Linked DNA regions of Homo sapiens: region 2 is linked to region 1. A link is a loop called in an ENCODE intact Hi-C map of the cell type or tissue named here. Cell type or tissue: PC-9. All regions are shown on one strand. Links, peaks and the distances in the headings refer to the core of each region. The heading gives the core; the rest is flanking DNA.

What was found. Peaks named below come from ENCODE experiments on the same cell type or tissue, not always from the same donor. Only the 100,000 strongest peaks of a DNase experiment are listed, where the experiment ranks them.
Region 2: it touches region 1 in a loop (3-fold over the local background); 1 of 110 quality-filtered maps calls a loop at or near these places.

Annotation. Positions count from the first base shown.
Region 1 is chr3:41,578,667-41,594,719 of GRCh38, reverse strand. All of the region lies in intron 31 of ULK4 (unc-51 like kinase 4), which reads left to right. Among named protein-coding and RNA genes, the nearest start is that of ULK4, 380 kb to the left of the region's middle. In PC-9, for the core only: no CTCF peak of the experiment used is centred there; no DNase peak of the experiment used is centred there.
Region 2 is chr3:41,704,027-41,720,079 of GRCh38, reverse strand. ULK4 (unc-51 like kinase 4) reads left to right here. Exons shown (of 37, transcript NM_017886.4): 23 at 2,219-2,352; 24 at 4,512-4,633; 25 at 4,787-4,843; 26 at 14,775-14,826; 27 at 14,929-15,023. Among named protein-coding and RNA genes, the nearest start is that of ULK4, 250 kb to the left of the region's middle. RefSeq lists an enhancer at 8,454-9,063. In PC-9, for the core only: no CTCF peak of the experiment used is centred there; a DNase peak (open chromatin) is centred at 8,929; H3K27ac peaks cover 1,039 bases.

The sequences.
Region 1 (16,053 bases), core at 2,549-10,548:
TCTTCAGCTTAAAACCTGCAGTGGCTTAACATCCAATTGAAAATCCAAATCTCTAACTGGGGCTATAAAGCACCACTTCTGTCCCTCGCATCTCTCTTCCACCCCATCTCATACCATTCACCCCTTCACCTGTATTCTTCAGCCACAGTGGCCTTCTTTTATTTTATTTTATTTTATTTTTAGAGATAGAGTCTCATTCTGTCATCCAGGCTGGACTTCAGTGGTGTGATCATAGCTCACTGCTGCCTTGAACTCCTGGGCTTGAGATCCTCCCACCTCAGCCTCCTAAGTAGCTGGAACTGTAGGCACGTGCCACCATGCCCAGCTAATTAAAAAAATGTTTTCATAGAGATGGAAGTCTCACTGTGTTGCTCAGGCTGGCCTCAAACTCCTGGCCTCAAGTAATCGTCCCATCTTGGCCTCCCAAAGTGCTGAGATTATAGACATGAGCTGCCGTGCCCAGCCCATAGTGCCCTTCCTGTTTCTTGTGTGTATAAGTAAGCAACTATGCATATTTTGATTTTCTGATGGTTTGCATGAATTTAAAATTATATGTTCTATGCCAGGAAATAACATCTAAGAAATAACTTATAAAATTTACTGCCTTTAAAAATAACTCTGCTTGCCCACCTGCCTTCCTTTCCCTTTCCCTCCCCTCTCTCTCTTTTCTCTCTTTCGACACAGTCTGGCTCTGTCACCCAGGCTGGAGTGCAGTGGTGCTCCCTCAGCTCACTGCAACCTCCGCCTCCCAGGCTCAATCCATCTTCCCACCTCAGCCCCCCTTCCCCCAACCCCGGTAGCTGGGACTACAGATACATGCCGTGATACCTGGCTAAGTTTTTTATATTTTTTGTAGAGACAGGGTTTCACCGTGTTGCCCAGGCTGGTCTGAGCTTCTGAGCTCAAGTGATCTGCCCACCTCAGCCCCCTCAAAGTTCTGGGATTACAGAAGTGAGCCACTGTGCCCAGCCAGGCTATTTTTCTTTTTACACGAGTGGTACATTTAGATCATCATTGTATAAAAACTAAAATATAAAGAAAAGCCTGAAGAAGAAAATGGAAATTAGCTATGACTCTGTGCCCAGAGATATGCATAGTTAGCATTTATTTTAATGTATATATTTCTGTGTATCTCTCTCTCTGTAGTTACTGATGTAAATATAACTATCAACTATAGACCGGTCATCTCTTTGTGTGGTTCCAGCATCCGTGAATTTCAGTTACCATGGTTTGGTTAAATAACTCCAGTTCCCCTGCAACATGGTTCAGATTTCAGTTACAGATTTCATTGTGTTTATATGTGTGTGTGTGTGTGCATGCATGTGTGTAGGGTATATGGTGAGTAACTGTACAATGTAGAAACTTGCCTGGTAGATCTTCAATCAACAAATCACTAAAGAGATGCGCATCATGATCAGTGACCTATCACATCACTTCTTTGAAAGTCTTTCAGTGATTTGTCACTTTGCATCAGCTCTTGTTTAGACAGCAAAGTGGGTAGTTGTGTTTTCTTGTCTCTCAGTGATAAACTCACATGACCTTTTACAAAAATGGATAGTTGAGAGACTGGCCAACAAAAATAAAAGTTCAGCAAAGAAACAAAATATGATAATACTGGAAATGAAATCTGAATTAAATATAAGGGGAGTTAGGGAAGAAATAGCTGATTGTGGTAATGGTGACCTGCTGCTTTCTAGAATTCCTAGCTATGCAGCCAGAGGAACTTGGTGAAGGTGAGCTTGTTGACATTAGTGAGGAAAGTGGTTGTGACAGAAAGCATGAGGATGTCCCAGAGGAAGTGACATCAGTTTAAAAAAAAATCGACATTAAGAGAACACACACAGATATTTCACAACATTGAAAGCACAAAGGATAAAATTTTAGGAGTATGGCAGTTCCCCAAGGCATAGATAAGATACTCACTTTGTATCATAAGTGATATGATAAAGAGAAGGTTAACACCATTTTAACTACTCTTCATAAGTGTTTTACAGATAAATAAAACACATTAATTCTCAATGTTTCTGTTTTAAATTACAGTGTACTAAAGTGTTAGGTTTGCTATTTTTTACTTCTCTATACATTTATAACTGATAAGAGTTTTTAATGTTTTGACAACAAATTTTATTTTTATTGTTATTTAAAAAAATTTTTTTATTTCCATAGGTTATTGAGGAACGGGTGGTGTTTGGTTACATGAGTAAGTTCTCAGGTGATCTGTGAGATTTTGGTGCACCCATCACCTGAGCAGTATACGCTGCACCCAATTTGTAGTCTTGTATCCCTCACCCCTTTCCCACCCTTTCTCCCTGTGGCCTTTTCCCAGTACCTTAGGCAGCCCGCCCGAGGACCCCTGTGAGGCAAGGCAGAAATGGTTTACCCAGGGGACCCAGAGAGCCCACAGGGCTTTTCCCGCTGCTTCCTCTACACCTGTATTTCACTCGGCTCTCTAAATTGACTCAGCTCTCTAAATTGACTCAGCTCCAGGTAAAAGTCAGAATCTTCTGTGATTTAGACCTTCAGGTTCCCCAGTGAGGGTGTGTGTTCAAGGGTGGATGATCCCCGTTTCCCACTTCTACAGTTTGGGCACTCATAGTATTTGGGGTGTCTCCCGGTTCCTGCAGGAGCAGTCCGCTTCCTTCAGTGGGTCTGTGGGTTCTCTCGGCTTTTCTGATATATTCCTGCAGTAGTTCTGGAACAAAAGTTCCGGATGCAAGACTCCACATGCTGTTCTGTCCATCCAACTGGGAGCTGCAGTCTATCCTGCCTGCCATCCGTCATGATCCTCCAGCATCCCTTGACAACAAATTTTAAAGATTATGGAGCAATTGTAATTTTTTATCTATTATTAGTGAGATGGCTTTGTACAGTTCAGCTGGTATGACCATTTTAATAGCTCACATGAACTGTGCAACGTGGGGGCTGCCTAAATAGAACAATTATCTTTATTCTTATGGCCAAATATTTACCACATAACACGTTTTACTTATACATATGTTGTGAATCTGATCATACGTTATTTTAACCTTATCCAGTTAAAGAAATTTAAATATAAAAATAAGTTAAAATATTTACTCATATTAACTGCCTTAGGAGACCTTCATTCCTTTGTCTAAATCCAGCTTGTCTAACCTGCGGCCCAGGACAGCTTTGAATGTGGCCCAACACAAATTCGTTAACTTTCTTAAAACATTATGAGATTTATGCATGGGCTTTTTTTTTTTTAAGCTCATCAGTTATCGGTAGTGTATTTTATTTGTGGCCCCAGACAATTCTTCTTCCAGTGTGGCCCAGGGAAGCCAAAAGATTGGACATCCCGTTTAGACTCTATTCAACTTTCATCTTTTAAAAAAAATTTGTCTGAAAAACTTTCCCTACCCTCCACTTCTTTTTTTTCCATGCAGAGATACTGGTAAAGAATTCTTTCCACTTTTGTTTGCTGAAAAAGTTTTTATTTCACCTTCATCTTTGAAAGATATATTCACTGATTACAATTTTTAGTTTGTTAATTTTTCTTTTAATACTTCAAAGTTGCTTTTCATTGTCTTCTGGCTTGCACAGTTACTAATAAGTCTGCTGTCATTTTTATACTTGTTCTTTTCTATGTAATATCTTTTTTTTCCCCTTTTAAGATTTTCCTCTCTTTTCTGATTGTCAGCAATCTGATTATGATTAGTCTTGGTGTGTGGAGGGTGTGTGTGTACATATGTGTGTTTGTGAATGTTTATCCATCTGTGGTTTATTAAGCTCTTGAATCTGTGGAATTATGATTTTCTTCAAATAAAAAATTCTTCAACCATCGTTTCTTCAAAAAGCTTTTTTTCCCCTTTCCTCTTAGCCTATTTTATCCTCAATTACATGTATGTTAGGCTGCTTGATATGATCCCATAAGACACTGAGCCTCTGTTTATTTCATTTTTCAGAGTTTTTTTTTTTTTCTTTCTGTACCTAGTTTTGGATATACTGTATTGCGAGGTCTTCAAGTTCACTGGCCTTTTTGTCTGTTGTGTCTAATTTGTTGGTAATCCAATCTAGTGAAATTGTTATTTAAGATGTATTTGTTTTTTTGTTTGTTTGTTTGTTTGAGACAGAGTCCCTCTCTGTTGCCCAGGCTGGAGTGCAGTGGCGTGATCTTGGCTCACTGCAGCCTCTGCCTCCCAGGTTCGAACAATTCTCCTGTCTCAGCCACCCAAGTTGCTGGAACTACAGGCGTACACCACCATGCCCGGCTAATTTTTTTTTTTTTTTTTTTTTTTTTGTATTTTTAGTAGAGACGGGGTTTTACCATATTGGTCAGGCTACTCTTGAACTCCTGGCCTCAGGTGATCCACCCGCCTCAGCCTCCCTAAGTGCTGGGATTACAGGTGTGAGCCACTGCACCAGGCCCTTCTTTTTTATTTTTAAAACTTGCATTTGGGGGCCGGGCGCGGTGGCTCATGCCTGTAATCCCAGCACTTTGGGAGGCCAAGGCAGGCGGATCATGAGGTCAGGAGAGCGAGACCATCCTGGCTAACAGGGTAAAACCCTGTCTCTACTAAAAATACAAAAAATTAGCTGGGCGTGGTGGCAGGCGCCTGTAGTCCCAGCTACTTGGGTGGCTGAGGCAGGAGAATGGCGTGAATCCGGGAGGCGGAGGTTACAGTGAGCCGAGATCGCGCCACTGTACTCCAGCCTGGGTGACAGAGAGAAACTCTGTCTTAAAAAAAAAACAAAAAAAACCTTGCATTTGGTTCTTTAAAACATCTCTTTATCTCATTCTATTCATTTTCCTCTGCACTCTTGAGCTTATTGTGTGTCTTTATAATAGAAATTTTAGCTTTTTTGTTTGAACTTGGACTATTTGTCATTTCTGGTCTTTATTTTTTTGACTGATTTTTCTTTTTATGAGTCCCATTCTTGCATTTCTTCTTTTGTGTAGCAATATTTCATTTCTGACATTGTATATTTTGCATTAAGTCTGTCATATCGATTTTTCTAAAGAGTGTTGGATTTTTTTCTGGTAGGCAATAAAGTTACTTTTAGATTATTTTAACTTTTTAGGGGTTTGCTTTAAAGCTTTTTTAAGGCATATTTAGAAGTGCCTTTATTTTAGGAGTAAGGCTGTTCTGTTTCTAAGGCATTGCCATTCTGAATTATTTTTACAAAAGGCACTATATATTCAACATGACCTCTGTGGTCTGGCTGGTGAGAACTCCAGTGATTCCCTGGCCTTCTGTGAGCTCTGGGAATTGTTTCTCTTACTCCTACCTAGTAACTCATTTCTTAGGATTTTTTTTTTTTTTTTTTTTTGGCCTGGCCTTTGTGGTGTTTTTTCCTGTGCATATGCAGATTGATTTCAAAAATCCACTGGAACCTTTGTACAGATTTCCCATGTTATTTTTCTCTGTGTAACTCTCTTCTCTCTGGAATTCTACCACCTCAAACTCTGTTTGCCTTCTCCTTAACTAATCTAGATTGCTGGACTCTGTATAGGTTCCCGCTCACTGTGTCTCTGTCTGAAAACTGCCTCATAGTAGAACACCTGGTCAGTGGTAGGTTCACCTCACTTATTTTTTTCTCTTTTAGAGATCATAGTCCTGTGCTAAGTTATTTTTTTTTTTAATATTTGTCTAATTTTCTAGTGTTTGACAGAGGTAGGGTAATTGCATATCCTCTTAATCCCTCATGGCTGGAAGGTGAAGTCCAAGAATATCCATTTTATGACATGTCTCATTCTCCTTCCAGAATGTTAATAACAAAAGGCAGGGACCATGTGGCTGAACATCAACAACACTAGCTGGCACTGGACACATACTGCTCAATGAGAACTTGCTAAATGGAAATAGCGATTGAGTCTTAGGACCATCTTAAAAAATATTGACCTCAGTACTTCATTGATTTTGTTTTCTTTATTACCATGGCTTAAAATATATGACTGTCATACCTAAATTTATTTAAATGACTGGATGCCCAATTTGTCAACTGTAACCTTAAGTTTTTGTGTTTTTAAAGTTCATATATCAACATAAATTATTATTATTTGTGTCTATTGGTATAAATCACATTATAAAATAAGCTTTATGCATTAGGGAATAAGGTCTTGTTATTAAAATGGGTCTGTGCACTTGTCCTGCTATTTGGTAGATGCAGAGGTTGTGTGATGTACAGCCAGGCTAGAATGGCTAGCAGACAGGAGACCTGGGCCTCTCTTGCCACTCTTTGGTTGCCTGTTCTTCTCAGATCCTCAGTTTGCCCATAGATAAAAGTTCAGAGTGGTAAACTCAGTCCCATAGTTTCTTTTAGCTTCAAACACCATGATTTTGTCATAATTTTTCTGTGAAAATTTGAAAATTCAAAGCATAATCGTTTTATCTTTGAATTGAATGTAATTTTGAAAAATCAAGTTATATAGGCAAGTTTGTATGCAAGTACATATTTTTAGGTTCCAAAAAGTATATATTAATTGCATTCTACAGAGGATCATGTATTAAATGAAATGTACTGTCAGTCAGATAATCTATGTATCTATGTTTCTCCTGCTTTTTGCTCCTTTCATTGTGGTGTTTTGTTTTGTTTTGTTTTCCCTCACCACCTGCTTCTTTTGTTTGCAGTTCTATTGTGGCACCTTTCACTGGCATCCTGAAGCCTGTCTGCTCAGATGTCCTTAAATCTGGCCAAAGCCTGATTTCAACAGCAATCTTGTGGATAAAAGAACTTCTAGTGTCTTTGTATAATTAGTGCTCCTGACTTAAGCTGTATTTAAACTAATTATTATTTTAATCTTTTGTTCATCATATATTGTCATCTGTTATAAAGAAAATAACAGAAGATCACTTTTCAATTGTCTTCAACTTAAAAACTGGAGGAAATTCTATTAAATGCTAAAAAATTATAAGTGCTAATTAACCGATATTTAAAAAAGATTTAATTTTAAAGCTTTTATCTGTGACATGAACAACACTTACAAGAGCATCGTGCTGTTTTCAGTTTTCAATTCATATAGTAATATTATTAAGCACTGGTATTGTGCTAGGTCATAGGTGCTAGGACTACCAAGATAAATAGTATTTAGCCTTTGCCTTCATGTGACTTTATCTAGTTACAATCAAGTAGATAAAGGCTACTGGGAATTGAGGGAACTAAGGTACCAAATGAATATTTCATAGCTTTTTTCTGATTACCTATAAGGTAATAGTTCTTTCTCAGTATTTCAAAGCTATATATCTACATGGAGTCAAATTCAACCTCAATGCATTTTATCAGTCTGGCAGTCAGAATTCTAATATGTCACCCAGGAGCTCTATCCCCACTACATGCCAAAAGGGAGTTTGCAGACTTAATTAAATTACTAATTAGTTGACCTTAAGATAGGGAGATTATGCAGGTGGGCCTAACCTCATGACATGAGCTTTTAAAAGAAAAGTAGTTTCTTCAGTTGGTTGCAGAATAGGAAATCAGAGATACTCAAAATATGAGAAGGAATGAATGCCAGAGAATTCTGTTTGGAATGGAAGGGTCCAGGGAGCAAGGACCTGAGAGTGGCTTTTAGGAGTTGATAGTGGTTTTCATCCAGCAGCCAGTAAGAGAACAGACACTTCAGTCTTACAACCACAATCAACTGAATTCTGTTAGCAATCTGGATGAGCTTAGAAGAGGATTCTTCCATGGAGCCTCTAAATAAGAGTGCTGCCTAGCTGACACTTTGATTTTAGTATTGTGAGACCCTACGTAGAGAACCCGTTGAGCCTGCCTTGAATTCTGACCTACAGAAACTAAGATAATAAATGGCTGGTGGTGGTGTGTTTTTTGCCCCTAAGTATTAATAATTTATTAATACTATCAAATATCCAGTCAATGTTCAAATTTTCAATGTCTTTTAAATGATTTTTTACAGTTAATTTGAATAAATTCACATTGATAGTACATCTTTTAAGTTCTTTTCATCTTTTCCTTCTTTTTCTTTCTTTCTGATATTGAAGAAACAAAAATAGTTTTTCCTGCAGTTCTTCCCACAGACTACATTCTCATATGTCATTTAACATATTCTGTGACCAATTTTTTTCTTAGTATCTTTCTATTGTGGCAAAAACCACATAACATTAAATTTACCATTTTAACAATTTTTAAATGTGAAGTTTATTAACATTAAGTATATTCACATTGTTATACAATGAATCTCTAGAACTTGTTTCATCTTGTAAAACTGAAACTATGTTTCCGTTAAACATTGTTTTCAACCCTCTTCCCTCCCTTAATCTCTTTGCAGTCACCTGTCTACTTTCTGTTTCTAGGATTTTGACTACTTTACACACTTTATGAAATGGAATCATACAGCATTTTTCCTTTTGTGACTGGCTTATTTCACTTAGCATAATGTCCTTGAGATTCATCCATGTTGTTGCAAATAACAACACTTCCTTCTTTTTTAAAGAGAATATTATTCCAATGTGCATATAGAACATATTTTCCCTAGCCATTCATTGATGGACACTCAAGTTGATTCCATATCTTAGCTACTGTGAGTAATGCAGCAGTGAACATGAATGGGCAATTCTCTCTTTGAGATCCTATTTTGAATTCTTTTGGATATATACCCAGAAGTGTGATTGCTAGATCAAATGAAAACTTTACTTTAAATGTTTTGAGTAACCTCCATACTGTTTTCCATAATGGTTACACCATTTTACATTCCCACTAACAGTGTACAGGGGTTCCAGTTTCTGCCCGTCCTCACCATTTGTGTTTTTTTTATAGTGGCCATCCTAATAGGTGTGAGCTGATATATCATTGCGGTTTTGATTTGCATTTCTCTTATAATTAGTGATGCTGAGCATCTTTTCATCTGCTTGTTGGCAATTTGTATTTCATCTTTAGAGAATTGTCTATTCAAGTCCTTGTCTATTTTTAATTTTGTTGTTGTTATTGAAATATAGGAGTTTTTTATACAATGTAGATAGTAACCCCTCATCAGAAGTACGATTTGCACAAATTTTCTCTCATTTCATAGGTTGTCTTTTCTCTCTGTTGATTGTTTGGTTTGATGAATGAAAGTTTTAAAATTTGATGTGGTCTCATTTATCTGCTTTTTATTTTGTTGCTTGTGCTTTTGGTGTCATATAACAGAAATCATTGCCAAATTCAATGTCCCAAAGCTTTCCTCTATGTTTTCTTCTAGAAGTTTTATCGTTTTAGAGCTTACATTTATGTCTTTAATCCATTTTGAGTTTATTTTTGTATATGGTATAAGGTAAAAGTTCAACTTCATTTGTTTGCATGTGGACATCCAGTTTCCCCCAGTGCCATTTGTTGAAAAGAGTATCTCATTTTCCCATTGTGTGAGCTTGGCAACTTGTCAAAGATTGGCCATATATGCGCAGGTTTATTTCTGGGCTCTCTGTTTCGTTCCATTGGTTTATATGTCTGTGTTTATGCCAGTACAGTACTGTCTTGATTACTGTTGTTTTGTAGTATGTTTTGAAATCAGTGAGTGTGAGAAAACTTGGAGAAGTTTGTACATCTTTTTCAAGATTTTTTGGCTTTTTTAGGTCTTTTGAGAATTCATATGAATTTTAGGATTTTTTTTTCTATTTCTACAAAAACATGCCATTGGAATTTTTATAGAGATTGCATTGAATCTGGTAGATCACTTTGAGTAGTGTGGACATTTGAGCAATATTACATCTTTTGATCTATGAACACAGGATATCTTCCCATTTCTTTGTATCTTTGATTTCTTGTATCTTTGATTTTGGCAGTGTTTTATAGTTTTTTGTGTACAAGTCTTTTGCCTCCTTGGTTAGGGTTATTTCTAAATATTTTATTCTTTTTGATGCTATTGTAAATGGAAATGTTTTCTTTACTTCTTCTTCAGATTGGTTGTTAGCTATTGTTACTTTTAATAAGTTCCCTGTGTGTACTTGAAGATTGTTCTTGGTTATTCTGTTTATATGAGTTAGAATTTGACATTATGTATATCTTGAGTATGTTGTTCAAATCTTATCTTTACTAATTTTTCTGCGTCATCTGTCTTAGATTGAGGGAAGTGAATAAAGTACCCTATTTTTAGTGTGTTTTTGCAAATTTCTTCCCACATCTCTTGTTTATGAAAGTTGTTGCTGTGTTATTTGGTATGTACATATTAATAGTTATTTCTTGGCCAGGCATGGTAGCTCATGTCTCTAATCCCAGCACTTTGGGAGATCAAGGAAGGAGGATCACTTCAGCCCAGGGGTTGAAGATCACTGGGCAATATAGTGAGACCTCATCTCTACTAATTAATTAATTAGCTGAGCATAGTGGCATGCACCTATGGTACCAGCTACTTGGGAGGCTGAGGCAGGGGGGTCACTTGAGCTTGGGAGGTGGAGGTTGCAGAGAGCTGAGCGCACACCACCGCACTCCAGCTTGGGTGACAGAGTGAGACTCTTTCTCAAAAGAAAAAAGTTATTATATCTTCACTAAATGTTATGATCCATAGTTCAGAATTGCTTCATTAATTTATCCTTTATATTATTTTTCTCTCTTTAGATCTTAATACAAAGTTAGAAGACAGGGATTGATTCATGTCTGGTCTTTGTATAATCTTCTCCCAATCTCTTCTCCCACTGATACCATTCTTTATAAATCAGAGGTTTTTCTCATTAAGTCCTCCAGTTTCTAATAGACTCAATCAAGATTTGGCCCAGAGAACCACTTAATTAGTGAATTGTGATTTCAGTTAGACTTCTAGCCTTCTCATCATGACACTTTTTGGAAGCAAATAGGTTTTGGAAAGAATCTTTAAAACACTGTCTGCATATATGACAGGTGCTTCTGTTCTCTGCAGAGACCAGAGCTGTAGCCATTTCTGTCTTCCTCTGCTCCATCCCACATTTGTGTACCTTTTGACAGATTGCATGATTGTTTACAATTCACCATGCCATACCCTAGGATCCACATCTAGATGGCTTTGCAAGAGCATCCTGTTAGAAGCAAATAGTCAAGCAGTTCTGGTCAATTATAACAAAGCACTCCAAACATGGTAAAAGTCCATCGAAGAGTGGGAGTGGAGGATGAGCATGAGGAGGCCATGGCCTGAGGAGGTGAGGTGACTGGGAGCATAGGACAGATCCATACCTGAGGTGTGCATGATTCTGGCTGCCCTTTTGAGAGGCTGGTATAGAAGGAGCTTCCTGGCCTAACATCATCTCCCTGGCAGGTAATATGTTACTGTTGAGTGAGACTATAATTATAGTATAATGCTTTCCTTACAAATATAAATATAAAACGAAGTATTCATCCCTCTGAATGGTTACTTCCTGATAGCAGAATGGGTAAAATTTTAGATGATCCATCTCTTATTAATCCCACAGAGATTCATAGTGGAAAATAAATGAGACTTATTTATGCTTGCAAATCAAATTGCCGTAAAAGGTTATTTCAATAGAGAGAGGCAAACTCATAATAAAATAATTTAGTAAAAATGGGAGCTAAGAGCATGTTTAATGGAACATGATTAGATTTAATTTTCTTACTATTTCCATCATTAAAGCTCCATTATCTTTTCTGAGACCTCATTTAGGCTTCCTGCCACACCGCAGCTCTGAGGCATTTCTGGGGAGCATATAGAAGCCTGTGAGTTCCATTAAAAAACAAAAATAGCTAATAGTACTCTGTTCTTTCATTTCTGCTGTTTGATATCAGTGTCTCACATTCAGAATTTCATATATTCCCTCTCCCACCCCATCTCTTGAAAGCCATAAATATCATTACCTAAGAGCTTTCACAAAAAAGAAGTTTGATTCTAAAGTTGAAAACAAAAGTAAGACTTATTGATGAATGTTTCTAAAGTGCAGAGGCTCAGAGGGTTCTTAAGAATGCATCTAGTTATCCCTTTGCCTTCAGGCATATCTACAACTAAATCATATTTGTAGACAATAATAGAATCAGTAATAGTACTAACCTTTTATGTTTTGTAGCACTTGAGAAATAGGAGTAGTTAAGAATCCACACACTTTAAAAACTTCCAGAAAATATTTCCCCTGGTTTATTGTAACTAGGGAGAGGGTGCTGGCCTTTCCAACCAGAGAGGTAGAGCCTAGTTATTTTGGTTCAGTTTGAAATCAATGCCCAGAAGCCAACAGGGCCGTGTGAAAGCAGAAAGCAAGGTGATGAAGGCCTCCTCAGAGATGAGTTGAAGAGCTCCAGGAAGCTGGCAGCATAGGCTCTATGGGGCTGACCATGAGGCTGACGTACCTCTGCTTCTGCTTGCTCTATGCAGACATAATATAGGTGATATCTCTGATTTATAATGACAGTGTATTTCTAGTTTGTTTTTAATCCCCCGAATTCAAAAGAAATTAATATCCTAGGTACTTATTAACCGAGTGTATTAGTCTGTTTTCACGTTGCTGATAAACACATACCCAAGACTGGGTAATTTATAAAGAAAAAGAGGTTTAATGGACTCACAGTTCCACATGGCTGGGGAAGTCTTACAATCATGGCAGAAGGCGAAAGACACATCTTACATAACAGCAGAGAAGGGAGAATCAGAGGACCAAACGAAAGCGGTTTCTCCTTACAAAACCTTCAGATCTTATGAGACATATTCACTACTATGAGAACAGTATGGGGAAATTACCCCCATGATTCAATTATCTCCCACTGGGTCCCTCCCAAAACACGTGGGAATTATGGGCACTACAATTCAAGATGAGATTTGGGTGGGGACACAGCTAAATCCTATCACCAAGATTAAGTGTTCATTGCAGAAGTTCTAGCCAGGTGCTCACAGTAATAAGCCTCAGTGTGCCTTTGTCACTTCCCATTTCACTCAACCGCAAGACCTTTGTCTCATCTCATCTGTGCAGCCACAGTCTTTGCTCCTCTCCAAGTTCATGACCTCTCCGAGTCTGCTGGTTCTTCTGGCCCAGATCATTTGCATCTCCTTCCTAATACCTCTCAGCTCACTCTAGCCTCTCTCCTGGTATGCCTTGATTAGCACATGGCACTGCTCCTTAGCCTGTTGCGTTTGTCTGACCTACCATGCCCTGGATGGGAAACTCCCAAATGGCTCATGTCTGGGTGTAGGTTTGGGACCAGTGTAAGGACCTGGGGTGGGCCTGGCCTAGCCTGCTGTTCATATAGATTGTCAAAGAAATGACATTCAATTGTGTGCAGTGGAGATTATTTTTTTTAACTTTTTTCAAAATAGTCTATTTTCTGTGATACAAGGATGTTAGCAGGGAAGACTATTCAAAATGATGAAAAACCAACAAATTGTTCACATATTATTTTGTAAAGGGTTTATTGGAGATCTATGTGTATATATGTTTGTGTTTTAAATGTATACAAGTTCTCATTAAAACCTCTTGTTATTTTTATGTTGGAGCTTAGCTATAATCCATTCATTGTGTCCAAATGGGTCCTCTGTTTTTTCCATTCTATATGGCAAAACCCTATGATTGAGAAGGTAAACGTACTCTCTGCCTGCCTCCCCACCCACCTACCCTGGCCAATATTTGTGTGATGAAGTTGGACTTTATGGTAACTTAGCTAGATTCTGGTATATAGGATTCCTTGGGGGAGTGAAGAAAGATAGGCTTCTGAGGATTTTTTTTTCTTGCTATATGTTACAATTTTATATTGTTCTTGGGTTGATTAGTGTATATTCTGGGAAAGGGTGAATGGGGGATGCCAGTCTTGTGCTAAAACTTGTATTTGAATGATCTTTGCCTTAATCCACAAATAAAACTGACATTGTGCAGAACTGTTTTGTTTGAATGTAGTCATAAAGCTTAGGAATTGTTAAAATTTGACATTATTTAACCTCTGATTCAAATATTCTCCCTGTGTGGTCTTTCCTGGGAGTAATTTGGAAAAATACAGCATTGGGTTTAGCATCAAAGAATGTTAGGGCAGAAAAGGGCCTTGGAGGTTAGCTTGAGTCTTCAGAAGATCACTTCTCTCCCGGCATCCTTGTGTGCATCTGGAGGCTGCAGTGCCCTTCCCTGCTGCTTGCTTCTGGGTCGGGCTCCCAGCTGTGCACCCGGATGAGGCAGCTGATGCACAGTGATGCAACTGGCTGCTCTAGTTGCTATAAGGACAGGGCTTGTCACTCGTATGGTTTTACACAACATGTTTCCATCTGCCTAAAGTTTTACCTCTTTTTCTGTCCTTAATGGATCTGGTGACAGTGATTTGGATGCCGTGGTTCAGAGTCGTTGCTGTTGGCATTTTTCTCTCTGGGGGTGTCCCTAGCCCTGATGTAGTAGAGCCTACATTGTGTTGAACCACAGAGTATGGGGAAATGAAACTATCCAAATTTCAATATATAGATGATTTCTTATGCCTCCCAAACAGGTTTTTTTAAAAAAAAAAAAATAAATAATTGGTTTAACTTGTTATTTGTGCCCTGAGAGATAAGATTCTAAGATTATCTAATAAGATTGGCTAATAATGATATCAGAATGGTGCAGAATGATGTATGGATGTTCCTGAAGCTCAGGGACGTCTCCTAAAGACCAGCACCCCCTCTGTGCTCAACCCCTATAAATACAAGCTCATGACAGCCGCTTGTCTGTTGTCATGCACAGCGGCAGAAGGATTCTGTACCAGCCAGTCAGCCTGAGGGGATGGCACATCTAGTCATTAGCAGCTAATCGAAATTCACATGCAAAAGAGGCTGTGACACCGTTACTCTGTGTACTTTGAGTGGGTGGCCAGGTGGGAGTATGGCAGCAAGAAAGCAGTCCTCACACGTGTGCTCCATGAGTCAAGAAATGCCTTGAAGTGCCTGGAGTTAGAGTGAAAGGGAAAGATTGCACTTGCTTTTCTGCTCCCTGTCTTTGGGTAATGGCATGCCAGGAAAACACAAGGGCAGCAACAGAGCTGCTGTCTGTGCACGTCTCTCCAACATGCGGGTCAGCAGGTCTTTTGACTCACTCTTAGCAAAAAATATTAGTTCCAGGCCGGGCGCGGTGGCTCACGCCTGTAATCCCAGCACTTTGGGAGGCCGAGACGGGCGGATCACGAGGTCAGGAGATCGAGACCATCCTGGCTAACACGGTGAAACCCCGTCTCTACTAAAAATACAAAAATTAGCCGGGCATGGAGGCGCGCGCCTGTAGTCCCAGCTACACGGGAGGCTGAGGCAGGAGAATGGCGTGAACCCGGGAGGCGGAGCTTGCAGTGAGTCGAGATCGCGCCACTGCACTCCAGCCTGGGCGACAGAGCGAAACTCCGTCTCAAAAAAAAAAAAAAAAAAAAAAAAAATATTAGTTCCAGATTGAAGTGAATAGCTGCCTTGTGATGGGGAGGCCTTTGGAGCTAGCATCTGTGGAACTGGCGTTGTATTCTGAGCTTAGCCTCATTGGACTCAGTTTTCTTCATGGGTAAAGCCATCTGTTCCTCCTTCCTTCCTTATCCCTATCCTTTCTCACTTTAACCTTTCCTCTGTCCCTTCATTCTTAGCACTCATTTTGATTTCTGGTTTTCTCTTTCATTTTCATGAGGAAAATTTAATCAAGCCATTTCGACATATAAACCCTTAAAGCTGAAGCTCATTTATTGGAATACAGTGGTTAAAAATATGAAAACGCCAAGCCTTCCCTTTCCCTCTTTCCCATTTCCTCATTCCATTGTTCAAAGGGCTTCTTGTGGACTTGTACGGCTGGTGCTTCGATGCAGAAACAGTGGACATGACAAATAGTGCTTCTCAGATGAGTCTTACACACTCAGCGTATAGCCAAGAACCCCATAAGTATTTGTCCCAGAATAGATACTGAAGAGGAGGGTTGGGTTGCGCCTGATTTCTCAAGGCCCTTAGGGAAACTCTCAACCTAGCTTGACTGAAGAAATTAAGCTCTGAAGAGTTCTCTTCTGGACTTTGGAAATTGAGACTGGCCAATATATGGTCACTTTCTCCCTTGATCAAGTTGGCCAGTCTCTTGACTTCTAGAATTTCCTTATTATTCCCACTTGTCCAGCACATACCATACTTATGTGTAGGGTCTGTGGGTTTATTAGTCCCTTCTTCCAAACCTTTTCCCACCACAAGACTCCTTGATTGACACTTCCTGTGATTCTTTAGCA
Region 2 (16,053 bases), core at 5,513-13,512, 120 kb before region 1:
CATAGAGGGCTTTAATTTAAGGAAATCATTGGAGAGTACAGTGAGTTATGAAATATGCATATGAATTTATTGGCAAAGAGGGAAGAGAAGGGCCATCTAGGCAGAGGCAGTAGCTTGTTGCATGGGGAGGTACTGTATTTAAGAGACAGAGAACCCAGTGTGACAGGAGGGAGAGAAAACAAGACGAAACTGGAGAAGTAATTGGGGGTCAGGCCGTGAAGTTCATGATAGGGAGTTTTAAGAACTCCTATGTGAAGAACAATGAGATGCCATGGAAGGGTTTTAAATAGGGGAGTGACCTGATGGACAAGATTAGTTTAGATGTAGAGTGTGCAAGGATTAGAGTGGCAGAGTAGAAGCAGATGGACTAGTTAGCTAGAAGCCTATTGTAATAGTCCAGGAGAAGGAAATATGGTAGCTTGCTATTGGTTTGGAGTGGAGAAGTGAAAGAGTTGGAAGAATATTTAGTGATTGACTTAATATGGGAAATGAGAGAAAAGGAGGTGTTAAGGATGACTCTCCTAGTTTTCTGGTTTGTTTAATAAGGTAGAGAGTGATACTATACAGTAGGATATTGTGCTCTGGAAGACAACCAGGTTTGGTGAGATGATGATTTTTATTTTGGATATACAGAGTTTGAACCTCTTTAAGACAGATAAAATCAGATGTCAAGTCAACAGTTGAATATATTGGCATATAACTTAGATACCGTATTTGAGCTGCAGATATGTAATTGGAAGATATCTGTATAGATAAGTGGTAATTTAAATCATTGGTAGGAATGAGATAGCCTGTGTTAAACAGTTAGAGGATAGTTGTGGGCCTAGAACTCAGTCTTGATAGACTTCAGCATTTAAGAGCATGAACCAGCAAAAGACACAGAGAAGGAACAACCAGAGAAACTGGAGAAGAAAGCTAATAAAGGATGAGGTTATGATAGAGGAACGGCAGGAGTGGCAACAGTATTGAATGCTGTTGACTTGTGTAGTTGAAGGCAGATGAAGGCCCATTGGATTTGATGTCATGTGACTTTAGAGATAGTGATGAGAGAGAAAGCCAGATTGAAGGTGATTGAAGAACAAGTAGGTTGAACAGTGATTATGGCTCTAGCCACATAATTGTTGACTAGAACAGAAGATGCTAACTGATACAGAATCAAGGCTAACTTCCTGATTTGGGTTCATCCTCACGTGATGGGGTGCAAATAGTAATACATGGAAACGCAAATGCATGCATAAGTCTATTGAGAGAGCCACATAAATGCTAAGTATCAAGATTTCAATACATTTTATGTATATATGTATATTATGTATAAAACTCCAATTTACAATGGAAATTGGTTGGAAGTTCTTCCTGAGAAGTAAAAGTTGGGTGGATGGGTGAGAATAACAGAAATGGATAGATGGATGATGGTAACCAGGGAGACTGCCTTACAGGGCCTTTTGCATGGTGAAATCAGTGGACTTGTTGCCCTGTAGGGAGTTGGGGGGAATGGGAACTTGAGAAAATGACTAGTAGGTCCAGCAAAGGGGAGAAAATGTGGAGAGGACCTAAAAGTTTGTAGTAACACCTTAAATGTCTAAGGTGATGGTCCAGTAGACTCCCTAGTTCCGGGTTGGAAGTGGTTGGTTCAGAAATGAATGTTTAAAGAATGCCAGTAGTTTGAAAGAAGAAATAAGTTAGCTTTAAAAGGCAGGTATCATAAAACTAGTAGATAAAGAGACACGTAAAAGCCAGATATTTAGATATTGTCTGCCATCTGTATAACCCAGTGTTAAAATGAAACATTTTCTTTGGATGAGACAATTGAAATTCATGTGAATTATCTAGGGTCCCAAGCAAATTGAATACTAATGATAAACAAATATGCAGTTAACTTGTGGCTTTACTTTGAACCTTTGAAACATAAAGAGCCCTCTTCTGTCCAGACATCTCTTTGTCTTTCATTTATCACCTGGAGAATATTGTTCGTTTCCATTCGCCAAGGCAAATGGAATCAGGATATTAGCAGAGAGATCTGAAGTTGCTTTATTTTCTTTCTTTATAGATGTTTTGAGTTTTCTGAGGCAAAAATTGTGCCCGACAAGTTGCTACAAATCTAAACGTCAATATGATTGGGAGGGTGCCCTCTGGAAACACTTGCCTTGGCGGCATTTTTGGATAGATGCTATCAAGTGTTTTATCATGAGAGGTAATCTTTGCACTTTCCTGTATGTAGACTGGTGATGTACATCGAGAGAGACAGCAGAAAGACCACTCCAGGCAAGGAGCAGCAAAGTGGCAATGAATACCTGTCCAAATGCCTGGATCTTCTCATCTGTCACATTGTGCAGGAGCTGCCACGAATCCTGGGTAAATTGGAGTCTCATCCTCAGGCCCCATTTCTGCTTTTACGTTTCTAAGACTTGGCTTTTAGGCATCAGTTCTTTTTTATTCTTACTTGTCTGTTCTTGAAGGCAAATGCAGACACTTTTTAACGAATATGTAGTTTCAAGATTTAAATTTGCTTTATCTGTTTTTGTAATTATTTTGCATCAATGACATGATGAGGCATGATGAGACAATGCCACATTAAGGTGTGATCCGAGGTAAACTGGCCATTTTAGAAAATATACAAAAGAAAAGCGGTTTAATTGCTTAAAATTGGACTTATGCTAGTATTTGGGGGTAACTTTTCGTAAGTTTTTTTTTGCCTAAATCAGAAGAAAAGAATTTTCTCTTGAAATTAGAGCACAAATTTATTTATTGTTAAAAAAACTTTGAATAGATTTTATTTATTTTTTTTCCCTTGCTGAAACAAGATTTTCTTTTATTTATACAAATGTATTGGGTATATGAGAAATTTTGTTATATGTATAAAATGCATAGTGATCAAGCCAGGGTATTTAGGGTGTCCGTCACCCACCTATAATACATTTTTGTTAACTATAATCACCCTGCTCTGCTATCAAACACTGAATTTATTTCTTCTATTTTACTGTATGTTCATACCCTTTGACCCACTTTTTTTCCTCATCCCTCCACATCCATTCACCCTTCTCAGCCTTTGTTATCTGTCTTTCCATTTTCTACTGCCATATAATCATTTTTTAACTCCCACAATAAATGAGAATAAAAATGCATGGATTTTAATTTTGAATATTAAAATGTGATATTAAGGAATTTTGATATTCATTTAAAGTTCAAAGTTTGAAACTTTCTTTGGTTTGAAAAATTTATCTTAAGATAAAACATCTAATAATGATTTGCAAAGGATGTTTATTACAGCTAAAGAAATACCTTATTTCATTGTTATTTGCAGAAATTAAAATAACCTTGGGAGCATGTATGTGTAGCTTAAATCCCATTCCATGCTTTTCCAGCAGATGTAGCTATAAACCAGAAATGTTTAGAATGTTAAATTTGATCCAAGCTATTATAGTAGAGGGTACTTAGTTTCAGGAATTCAGAACATTAAATCAAAGTAATGAAAATGTCTTCAAGGCTAACTGACAGCAACTTTTTTGCCCCTTACTGATGCTTTAGGAGATTATTTTTGCCTGTTGATGACTGAAAATAGAGCCTCTCAAAATTTATTTCGGATTGTAAGCTTTTTTACCTCAAACCTGAAGGCTATAATTTGGTCAGTTGGTAGCTAAATTCTTTATTACCGGACTTATCCTGTTTTAGGGTATGGCGATAAGATTCTGATGTCCACAAAGCAAGTTTTATTTATTGTTAGATTTATCATCCAATGAGAAGTTTTGGGAATTGACCTCTTTTTACCTCCAACCTATTCTCTTTTTTTTGATAGTTGTAAGTCGTGTTCTGTAATTCGTTCACTTATTATTATTATTATTATTATTATTATTATTATTATTATTTTGTGAGACAGAGTCTTGCTCTGTCGCCCAGGCTGGAGTGCAGTGGCACTATCTCAGCTCACTGCAACCTTCACCTCCCAGATTCAAGTGATTCTCCTGCCTCAGCCTCCCAAGTAGCTGGGACTACAGGCGCACACCATCATGCCCAGGCTAATTTTTGTGTTTTTATTAGAGATGGGGTTTCACTATTTTGGCCAGGATGGTCTCGATCTCCTGACCTCGTGATCTGCCCACCTCGGCCTCCCAAAGTGCTAGGATTACAGGCATGAGCCACTGCGCCTGGCCCATTTATTATTTTAAATATTTTTTCTTGTTTGCAAAAGCAACAAGTGCTCATGATTGAAATTTGGAAAATACAAAAAAAAAATTCTAAAGCTATTACTCTATTATAATAATTTATTAAATTTTATTTTTCATTTCCAAATGAGACGTTAAGTTTATTTATAGTGTCTTTGCAGAATATCACATTCTGTCCCCGGAGGCCATAAGTGTCTGTTGTAATTTCAGTACTTGTGAATAAGTATATCTGCTTATTTTATTTGGAGATTAATTACCTTAGAAGTCCCATGGGTATTCAAGCAATGACCAGTGGCTCCTAAGTATTTGTGGTTTTTAACCTCCACATATGCTCTGGGCTGTGCTTCACAGGTGACATTCTTAACTCCTTGGCTAATGTTTCTGGACGTAAACACCCATCAACAGTTCAAGTGAAACAGCTGAAGTTGTGTCTCCCCCTGATGCCTGTAGTGCTTCACCTCGTAACTTCACAGGTACTATTGTATTGAGGAGGAAAAGGATATAAATTTGCCTCTTCTCTTTGTAAACTGGAGCTGAGAATCCTCAACTCAAAACATTTTTTTTTTATTGAGCTAACGTTGTACATAGCTTCCAGAATTTAATCTGTAGAAACTCTCATCACACAGGTATTTCGACCTCAAGTTGTGACAGAAGAGTTTCTTTTCAGCTATGGAACTATTCTTGTGAGTAACACGAAATTTTCCTTGTTTCTAATAAAATTGTGACTTCCTCTACTGTTTGTAGAATTTGATGTCAGAATGAGGTAATTTAAAAATCCTGTTGGTATTTATTTGTCTCTAGGGAAGTGACCTTTTAATATTTTTATCTGTTGACTGTAATAAAATTTGACATTTGGAGAAAACACATTCTCTCCTGATAATGTATTTTGTTCAGAGACAGCCCAAATAGGGTAAATATGTCCACAGAAACACTTTCATAGATTTTGGTATTAAACATCATGAAAAAATATAATAAAACTGGTGAAAATGGAATGCTGGGAATATAGTATCATTATTATTTACTTCGGCTTATATTGTCCAATCATGTGCAGTTTCTTTTTTTTTTTTAAAGACAGAGTCTCGCTCTGTTGCCCAGGCTGGAGTGCAGTGGTGCGATCTTGGCTCACTGCAACCTCCGCCTCCTGGGTTCAAGCGATTCTCCTGACCCAGCCCCCACAGTGTCTCTTCTTATGATGGCATTTCTCTATGTTAAGCTCAGTTTAGCTTTTTCTTTAATTTTGAGGATACAAGTAGAAATGAAAAGTTATTGCATTATCTTTCACTTCTGTTTTTGCTCACAAAAATTCTTTTTGTTTAGCTCATGAATTATGTTATCTTTTTCCCTTGCTAGTAGTAGTTACAGTATATATGGTTGATAAAATGAGGAGGGAAATACAGAGGGAAAGCTAAAACATTTGTCACAGAGCTTCTCCAGTCTTACTTTGATATTAATAATAAACTGAACAGAGATTTTCAAAATGCCATAGAGGTAACTAGTTAAAATGAGGTCAGCATCTCAATTTTATTGTTAGTTTGGAATTTTTTTAAAAAAAGATTGCCACAACAAGTGAGGATATGGTTTTCTAGAAAGTTCATCATAGGGTGAAGTATGATGTTTATAAGTATAAATGTTGAGTGACTGTTGCTGATTTTTAGGAAGCAATGCAGTAAAGGTCCCTTTGTGCTCAATTTCAGATTTTTATCATTTGAGTACTTTGAATCTTGAATTCCAGAAAGTCTATAATTTTGGTACCACATTTATGAATTTGCAAATTATGAGAATTTTTATTTACCACCATCTTTTTACCTGTTTTTAAGTACAGCATAGGCATCATTTTAACATGACTATGATTTTTCTATTTACAATTCCATTGCGTTGGCATATTGATGCCTGAAATTAGTAATTTTTTTATGGTAACCCACCTTGGATTATTTTGGCACAGTGTTTGTTTGGGATAGGTATAATTGTCTTGTGTTCTTTCTCCCTGTCTTTTTTTTTCATGTGTAGTATTTTCTTCTGCCTACATTAACTGAGTATGCTTTAGGTTTTTAAAGAATTACCAAGATTTTCCAACAGAAAAGTCTTTTTGGACTTTCAGAAATTCTATGTATATTGGGGAGAACTCGTCTGCTCCTTGTAATTCTGTGTTCAGAGACAAGGGAGGAGGCCACACTGAGTGTGTCCATAAAGACTTTTCTATGGGTATTCTGTTGGGTCTTTTCAATATAGGCACCTTTAGGAAATGGAAAATAACTTGGCTGGTGTAGAGATCATTAAGATACTGAAAAAATTTTAGCAGTTTTTTTCTTGATGGTATCACCCAATTAGAGGAAGTTTAGGGAAATAAAATGAAAGTCTTTTGCCTCTCTTCAGTCTATTTTCGTAGTTTGAATCATGCCCAGTCCCAGAATTCTTGAATTATTTTTCTTATTGTGTTTGTTTGTTGGCCTTAACTGTGTGTTCACCTTTTGTATACTCAGTGTTAATGGCACTGATGAAATACTAGCAAAGGGAGAGAATTATTGACTAAAATTCAGGACCTGGATTTAGTTATCCATACAGTTCTTGTGCACATTATTGTGAATTGTTGAGAGTTGAATGTTGCTTCTATGAATTCATAATTTTTCCAGAAGATAGCAAAAATGTTACTCAAGTTACAGTGCCTTACTGCTGCTATGAGGTCTAGTCTACTCATCCAACATTCTACAGACCCTTAGAAATGTACATTGCAAATTAGCATATTAAAGCCCTTTGAGTTTTCTGCTTTAAAATAATTTTTAATTTTTTTTTAGGCAAAGGCTTCCTAAACTATTTGAGAGGGCTTTTTTTTTTCTTTTTTTTGGTGGTAGTGGTGGGGATGCATAGTTATGAACGTTCTGTAGCCCAATCCACAGAACAATTATGTGAAATTGTCCGGAGCATAGTGCTTATTTGGTTCTGGTGACATAGGGAAGTAGTCCATTCATATTTACATACTTAGCATTGTGGATTTTTTTTTTTGCTTGTTTTTTTGCTTTTTTTCTTTTTTCGAGACAGGGTCTTGCTCTGTCACCCAGGCTGGAGTGCAGTGGCACAATCAGGCTCACTGCAACCTCCGCCTCCCAGGCGCAAGCAATCCTACCTCCTCAGCCTCAGATGTAGCTGGAACTATAGGTGTGTGCCACCATGCCTGGCTAATTTTTAAAAATTTTTCGAAGAGATGAGGTTTCACCATCTTTCCTGAGCTGGTCTTGAACTCCTGGACTCAAGTAATCCACCCACCTTGGCCTCCCAAAGTGCTGGGATTATAGGCATGAGCCACCTCTCCCAGCATTGTGTTTTGAAAGACTTACTGGTACATCTGGAGATAAATATTATTTTCAGTATTTCTCAAAATGTATCTCATGCAGTAGCTATTGTCTTATGGCAGGCATATTGTCCTTTCATATTTTAAAGATATGATTTAATTGGGATATTCAAGCTTAGTCCACTTTTAGAAGCTGTATCCAGTAGCAGCAAGCCAAGAACTTCTTGGCTTCCCCTGAGGCAGCTCTTCATGAGCTGCTGGCCTGCCTTGGGGTGGGTGTGGAGATAGCAGCCAGGGTTAGTGTGATCTCTGTGCATTAGAAGGGTTCTTAAGGAGCAGACTGGAGAAGCGGGGATTGGAACTGTGCTTCCCATTGACTTCATTTTTATAATGGCACTAGGGCATGGTTTGCCTATTTGACCTACAGACATTTTTTGTTTTTTTGGTACAAAAATTCAGGATACTTCTTATATATGGAGGCATAAATACAAGAATTAATTTTTTGTAAATTTTTTTCCCCCAAGGAAAATGAAGTTTTGGTCACCTTATATTTTAAAGAGACTAGCATTTGGAAACAATTCAGCAGAGTAATTTTAAACCATTATCAAGCTTTGAAACACTCCTGGAAAAAGAGGACTACCCAGCTGATAATTGCTATTTTCACTTCTTATTGGCAGAAGCAGCCTGTTGTCTTACTCAGCTCCCTCTCCAGGTTTCAGCAGTCTAGTCTCTGGGGAAGTTCTGTGGTGAATACCATGCTTCTTTTGGTCCTCCATTGAATTGGGCTGGGAAACAGGAAGTAGTAAATTAAGGAAATATTTTCAAGAGCTCATGATGTGTATTAACCTAACATTCACTATATTTCCTATGTCCTTTTGAAAATGCATTTGATTAATGATCAGAGGAAGCAGACTTTGTTGTGTTTAAGTTCTGGCCTCATTAGTTTATGAAAGTATGATGGCTTGTGGTGGTTATAGTTTTCTACAAAAAATAACTATGAAAGGTTATACTTCCTGCCCTCTGTAGATTTTTATGTACAGGAATGCTGGTTTATTGATAGATATTGGCTTCAGCTGCAGAAAAGCCAGAGCTAGTGCACTCTTGTATTTTTGAAAACATGATAGTATATATTTACTTATTTGTTGCCACCTAGATATTCTTGTCTTTTTTCCTTTAACATATCATGAATTTGTATCCCAGTTTGCTGTAGGAGCTTTTTTTCAGCCCCTGTTGGGGATCACTGAATGATATTGAGAGCGCTGGCACACACTGCTTCACACCCCCTAGCCAGCAGACCTAGCTCAGGGTGGGTGGTCTTTTTTGCTCCCCTGCTGAAACTCCCATCTTTGAAGTTTGCACCATGAGAAGATATTGTGTCACCCCCTGTGTTGTGGTCATCTGCAGATTTCTGGGTCATTGGCCTTTGTTCCTCAGCATTCCTTTAGCACTTGGCTCACCAAGAGCCTCTCCTTGCCTCTCTTGCATCATTGGTGGGGAATTTGATATCCCTCTGAAGGATCCTTCCAGTGCCTCAGCCTTGCAGCTCCCTGGCTGCTTCTCTCCCCAAGAGCTTGTCTGTCTTCCCATCAGCTGCCTGCTCCCATGGTCAAACACTTGACCTTACTGTCAGCATCCGCTTGTCGGCCCACCACCCCTGATTTTCAGCTCATTTCCTCTCCTCCCCAACTCCCACAACCCTTCAGCTCCTGTGAGACTTAATTGTTCCTACCTGCTTTCTGCTCACCATCCTGCCCTGCCAGGGCTCTGCTTTTTCACTTTCTCTTTACTCCACCTAGAATGCCTGGTCCAGCATTAGTCACAATCTTTTTTTTTTTTTTTTTGAGACAAGAGTCTCCCTGTGTCTCCCAGGCTTGTGCAGCGGAGCGATCTCGGCTCACTGCAACCTCTGTTTCGTGGGTTCCAGCAATTCTCATTCCTCAGCCTCCCAAGTAGCTGGGATTACAGGCGTGTGCCACCACTCATGGCTAATTTTTGTAGTTTTTGTAGAGATGGGGTTTCACCATGTTGGCCATGCTGGTCTCAAACTCCTGACCTCAAGTGATCCGCCTGCCTCAGCCTCCCAAAGTGCTGGGATTATAGGCATGAGCCACCACGTCCGGTTCTCTGACAAATCTTAATGCTAGTTAAATTTAAGTCTCCACCTACCCTAGCCCTGCTTTGAGTGGCTAAATATGGCTGGGGGCAGGGGAGGGGGAAACAGTGCAAATGACAGGTCTCTCTTAAAATTCACATCAGCCAATGACTATATGTTCCTTTCTCCTTGAATCTCCAATGCCTACTACCCCGTCCTCACTCTCACCTCATTACTCCCTATTACACTGAGAATGAGAAGGAAGAAATATATCAAAAAATATTGAAATTGGTAAATGAATGAAAAATTTGTGGGAATTTTTAAAAAATTAAATAGGGGAAGTATAAGGTAGGAAATAAAATAAGCCCATAATTCTTCATAATAAATAATTAATAATAATTTCAGCATTTAGACAAGCTTTATTTATATATATATATGTGAAAAAGACAGTACATGTGAGTGGTTAAAAAGTCGCAAGGGAAGAGAAAGGCAGAAAAGGCAGTGAAGCATACCTCCTCAGGTTCCCAAAGGAAGCAGTGCTTGTCCTTTCCTGTGATCTCTTCCACAAAAATTATTGTTCACATCACCAGCATTTGTGTATTATGTGTATATTTTTAAGAGAATTACACAGAAGGGATTGTTGTTACGTACACTACTCTGTGTCTTCTTTACTTAGTAATCCGTAGACATTTACGTACATGTGTTTAAGTCAAAAGATCTCTCTCTCTGAGTTTCTTATTCAACATCAAATTTATATTTTATTCGATAAAAGTTATGTGTCCATTTTGGAATTATGTGAAATAATTTTAATAAAATTATCATGAAAAGCATACATTGCTGCTTTTAAAAATTAACTCGGCCAGGCATGGTGGCTCACGCCTGTAATTCCAGCACTTTGGGAGTCCGAGGCAGGCAGATTATGAGGTCAGGAGATTGAGACCATCCTGGCCAACATGGTGAAACCCCATCTCTACTAAAAGTACAAAAATTAACTGGGCGTGGTGGCGCGCGCCTGTAGTCCCAGCTACTTGGAAGGCTGAGGCAAGCAAATCTCTTGAACCCGGGAGGCGGAGGTTGCAGTGAACCGAGATCATGCCAGTGCACTCCAGCCTGGTGACAGAGCGAGACTCTGTCTCAAAAAACAAAACAAAACCAAACAAACTCCATTTTAAAGTCCATTTTGTTTATTTGTAGACCAAAAAAGAATTGAAGATGTCCTCTGTTTTCACTTTTTAAAGGGCTTGCATTTTATAGGCTTTCTGATTTTCTTTATAACCTAGACAATAAATGTCTTTAAGTTTTTTTTTCTTATTTTAAAGGTAATTTATGCTTATTTATTTAAATTATAATTCATGCTTATTAAAGAAAATGTGGAAAAGTGTAGTGAAATTTGAAGAAAATAAAATTATCTGTAACTCTACACTAGGAGACAACCATTGTTAACATATTGTTGTTTTCTTACGTTTTCCATTCATATAGATGCATTTGTATTGTAGAAACAATTGTTTATGTATCTATAACATGTATGTGACATACACAAATAAATATGGTTGAGACCTTCTGTATCCATAGATTTGTATTCTACCTTTAAAAAACATAGGTTGCATTTAAGTATTTTCCTATAACTTTAAAACATTCTTTTTAAAAACATTTTAAAATTTAATTTTAAATTGATGAATAAGAATTGTATACATTTATTGTGTACAACAGATTGTTTTGAAATATGTGTACATTGTGGAATGGCTAAATTGAGCTAATAAACATATCTGTTACTTCACATATTTGTTTTTGTGGTGAGAAAACTTGAAATCTATTACCAATTTTCAGGACTACATCTTTATTAACTATACTCACCTACTGCAACCTCTGTTTCGTGGGTTCCAGCAATTCTCATTCCTCAGCCTCCCAAGTAGCTGGGATTATAGGCGTGTAATCCCAGATCTTTACTTTAGATCTCTTGATACCTTATTCCCTCTATATAATCAAAATTTTGTGTCCTTTGACCAATGTCTTTCCCCTACCCCCAGTCCCTGGTAACTGCCATCTCTTCTCTACTTCTGAGTTCAACTTTTTTAGTTCCCACCTGTAAGTGAGACCACATGATATTTGTCTTTCTGTGCCTGGCTCCTTTCACTTACATAATGTTCTCTAGGTTTATCCATGTTGCCACAAATGACAGGATTTCCTTTTTAAAACAATTCCATCGTGTATATTTGCCACATTTAAAAAATCCGTTCATCTGTTGATGGACAGTTGAGTTGATTCTATATCTTGACTATTGTGAAGAAAGCTGCAGTGAACATGGGAGTGCAGATATTTCTTCAACATACTGATTTAATTTCCTTTGGAAATATATATATATATGTATATGTATTTATTTCAGTAGTTGGATTGCTTAATCATATGGTACTTATATTTTTAATTTTTTTGAAGAATTTTCATAGTATTTTTCATAATGGCTGTACTAGTTTACATTCCCACCGACAGTGTGCAAGAGTTCCCTTTTCTATACATCCTCACTGGTCCTTGTTATCTTTTATCTTTTTGATAATAGCCATTCTTATGGATGTGAAGTGATATCTCATTATAGTTTTAATTTTCCTTTCCCTGGTTAGTGATGTTGAGCATTTTTTCATATACCTATTGACCATTTGTATATCTTCTTTCGAGTAATGTCTATTCAATCCTTTGACTTTTTTTTTTTTCTTTTTTTGGAGACAAGGTCTTGCCCTGTCACCCAGGCTGGAGTGCAGGGATACCGTCATAGCCCACTGCAGCCTTGATCTCCTGGGCCCGAGTGATCCTCCACCTCAGCCTCTGAGTAGCTAAGGCTACAGGTGCATGCCACCATGCTTGGCTAATTTTTTATTTTTCTGCGGAGACAGTCTTGCTATGTTGCCCAAGCTGGTCTCAAACTCCTGGCCTCAGATTATCCTCCTGATTTGGCCTCTCACAGTGCTGGGATTGTAGGTGTGAGCCACTTCACCTGGCCTGACCATTTGAAAACATTGGGTTATTTGCCTTCTTACTATTGAGTTGAGTTCTTTATATATTTTGCATATTCACCCCCTCATAGATATGTGGTTTACAAATATTTTTTTCCCATTCCGTAAGTTGTCTCTTCACTCTGTTGTTTCCTTCAGGGTGCAGAAGCTTTTTATGTTGATGTAATCCCATTTGTCTACTTTTGCTTTTGTTGCTTGTGTGTTTGGGTCCGATCTAAAAAAATTATTGCCCAGACCAATGTCATGGAGGTTTACCCCTTTGTTTTTCTCTAGTTGTTTTGCAATTTCAGGTCTTATGTTTTCTAGCATTTTAATGGTTACTCTTCTGTTTGTATGAACTATGTATAGCTTGGTATAATTTCAGTAAGATTCAAAAATACACAAACAATATACTATTTAGGGACACATGTATATGTGTTAAAACTATTTTAAGAAAACCAAGAAAATGATAAATACATGATAGTGGTTATCTCTGGAAGTGAGGTAGGCAGATGGGATGGGGGAGTTTATACAACCAATTGGAAATGTCTTAGTTCTTAACTTGAGTAGTGGGTTTAAGGGTTTTCTTTGTAACACAAAATACATACCTATGTTCTTTTGTATATGTTACATAGATTCTATTCTCTCTCTCTCTCTATATATATATACACACACACACACACACACACACACACACACACACACACATATTTTTTTTTTTTTTTTTTTTGAGACAGAGTCTCGCTCTGTCGGCCAGGCTGGACTGCAGTGGCATGATCTTGGCTCACTACAACCTCCGCTTCCTGGGCTCAAGCAATTCTCCTGCCTCAGCCTCCTGAGTAGCTGGGATTACAGGCGTGTGCCACCATGCCTGGCTAATTTTTGTATTTTTAATTGAGACGGGGTTTCACCGTGTTGGCCAGGCTGGTCTCGAACTCCTGACCTCAAGTAATCTGCCCGCCTTGGCCTCCCAAAGTGCTGGGATTACAGGTGTGAGCCACTGCGCTTGGCCTATGTTAGACCAATTTCTACTGTGGGCTAATCGCTTATACTTAGTTACTTTTTAGTTCCGAGGTCATCTTATGTTTTATTTGCTATTTGTTACCATATATAAAATAATATATGTTATTTTGTTTAATATATATTTAATTATATATATTTAATATATATAAATATATATATTAAATATATATATAAATATATATATATTATTTTGTTTATTAGTGGCAAGAACTCCGTTGCAGCGTTCTTGCTGTCAGTAACATGGGTGCTCTGCCTAGCATGGCAGTGATTGTTTCATTGTCATGGAGTACCTTTTCTGTCCAGAGCATTTGGCCAGAGACCAGGAAGCTCATTCATCTGGGGAGCTGAGGCCTCAGAGCTCACAGCCGAGCTACTAAGGCCTTCCTCTCAAACAGCAATGGGAGTCATCCGGCAAAGGAGGCACTAGCATGGTGCATGGGAGCGCAGATAAGGGGGTTGGAATAAGAGGTATCTAGGAGGAACTCAAAACAGTGGCGAAATTTGAAGACAGGCCTTGAGAGCGAAACTACTATCTTGACACAGTTTGTACTCAGGGTAGCTAAAGCTTGATTGACCTTCCTTTGAGATGACTGTTTTCCCTGGTTAGGTGCCATTCGAACTCTCTTCTGATATGGCGAGCAAGTAATTGTGGTGTATTATTGGACATGGTTATGTATCAGTTATATTATTCTCACTTTCGTAAATGCTTATGTTAACATTGACTTTATTCCAACATTAAATCTCATTGATAGTGATTTGTATATTTAAAAATGATTCTTTGGGAGGCCGAGGCAGGTGGACCACCTGAGGTCGGGAGTTTGAGACCAGCGTGACCAACATGAGAAACCCCATCTCTACTAAAAATACAAAATTAGCCAGGCGTGGTGGCACATGCCTGTAATCCCAGATACTCAGGAGGCTGAGGTGGGAGAATCACTTGAACCTGGAAGGCAGAGGTTTTGGTGAGCCGAGATCGGGCCACTGCACTCCAGCCTGGGCAACAAGAACAAAACGCTGTCTCAAAAAAAAAAAGAGATTATTGTTTAGACTTTATGTATATTATTTAATATACTTTTGTAACTATAATAATATAATATGTATAGAGTATTTAATACTGTCTATGAGTTATTAAAAACAATAGGTACAGTTTTGGGCAAAATGTAAACTACCTATATTTTATTTCAGAGTTACTTTGAAACTCTATTTATTAAAAATTTATTTTTTTTCAGAGTCATATTAAATCTGTAGACTCAGGAGAAACGAACATAGATGGAGCCATAGGTGAGTAGACCCTGGAACATTTTGTGTCTTTGTTTGAGGTACTTTGATATTATGATTTAGAACATGTAAATAAACACCTATAATAATTAACTGTATTTCTAGGACTGACAGCATCAGAAGAATTTATCAAGATCACATTGTCAGCTTTTGAAGCAATAATACAGTATCCTATTTTATTGAAAGACTATCGCTCCACGGTCAGTTCTGGCAGCTTTTGAAAAAAGCTCCTTTTAAATTTACTTGGTAATTCCTTATATAAAGAGGCCTCGTTTACAGTGCTTGGCTCATATGTGTTCCTCACATGAAATAACCATTCAGAACCCCCCTACCCTGGCAGGATGAACATAGGAAATCCCTTCCCTTTGTTGACTTTCTTGGCGTTTTTCTTTATTATTCTCTTTCCTTCCTGGTCCACACCTATCCCTCAGCCTACTTTCTTCTTGCCTGATTATTTGTTGCAACTGGTAGTACAAACCTTCAGTGCAAGGTTTCTCAACCTTGGCACTAAAGGCATTTTGGGATGGACAATTCTTTGTTATGGGGCTGTCCCGTGCATTCTGGGATGTTTAGCAGAAACCCTGACCTCTACTCAGTAGATGCTGGTAGCCCCACTCCGTCTCCCTTCAGTTATGACAACCAAAATTGTCTCTACACATTGACATATGTCCTCTGGGTGGCAAAATTGCTCCCATTTGGGAAACTGTGTCTTAGAAGGATCCTTAGGTGAGCTGCTTGTTGACTTTAGGAGAAGGAAATCCTCCGTCCCTTTCTTTCTGCAGAAAGGTCCCCAGAAGAGGAGCCAGTTAGGAAGACAATTAGCTTATGGTGCAAGGAGCAGTATCAGGTTTTGCCAGGCAGTGGCTTTCCCTAGAAGCTGCTGTGGAGCAGACACATGGTTCCATCCTTCCCTCCTTAACTTTCCCATCTCCCACCCCTGCCCCTCTCACTGAAGCACTGGCGATTTGGTATAGGGAGGAGGTGTTTCTTGTACCCCAGCTCATGCCTGTTTCCAGTGTTCTGTCCCATTTAGCATTTGACCCAAGCAATAGTGACTGCTTTTAGATAACAAATTATGTGGGCATCCACAGCATAACCCAGCAGAGAGTTTGATGTGAAAATGTTTTTCAAATTTCCAACAACTAACCCTAAAGGCAAAATTTTAGATAGCAGTCAATCATGAGTTGTGAATTGCCTGTAATAATGAATAAAAGTAATGAATTTAGAAAT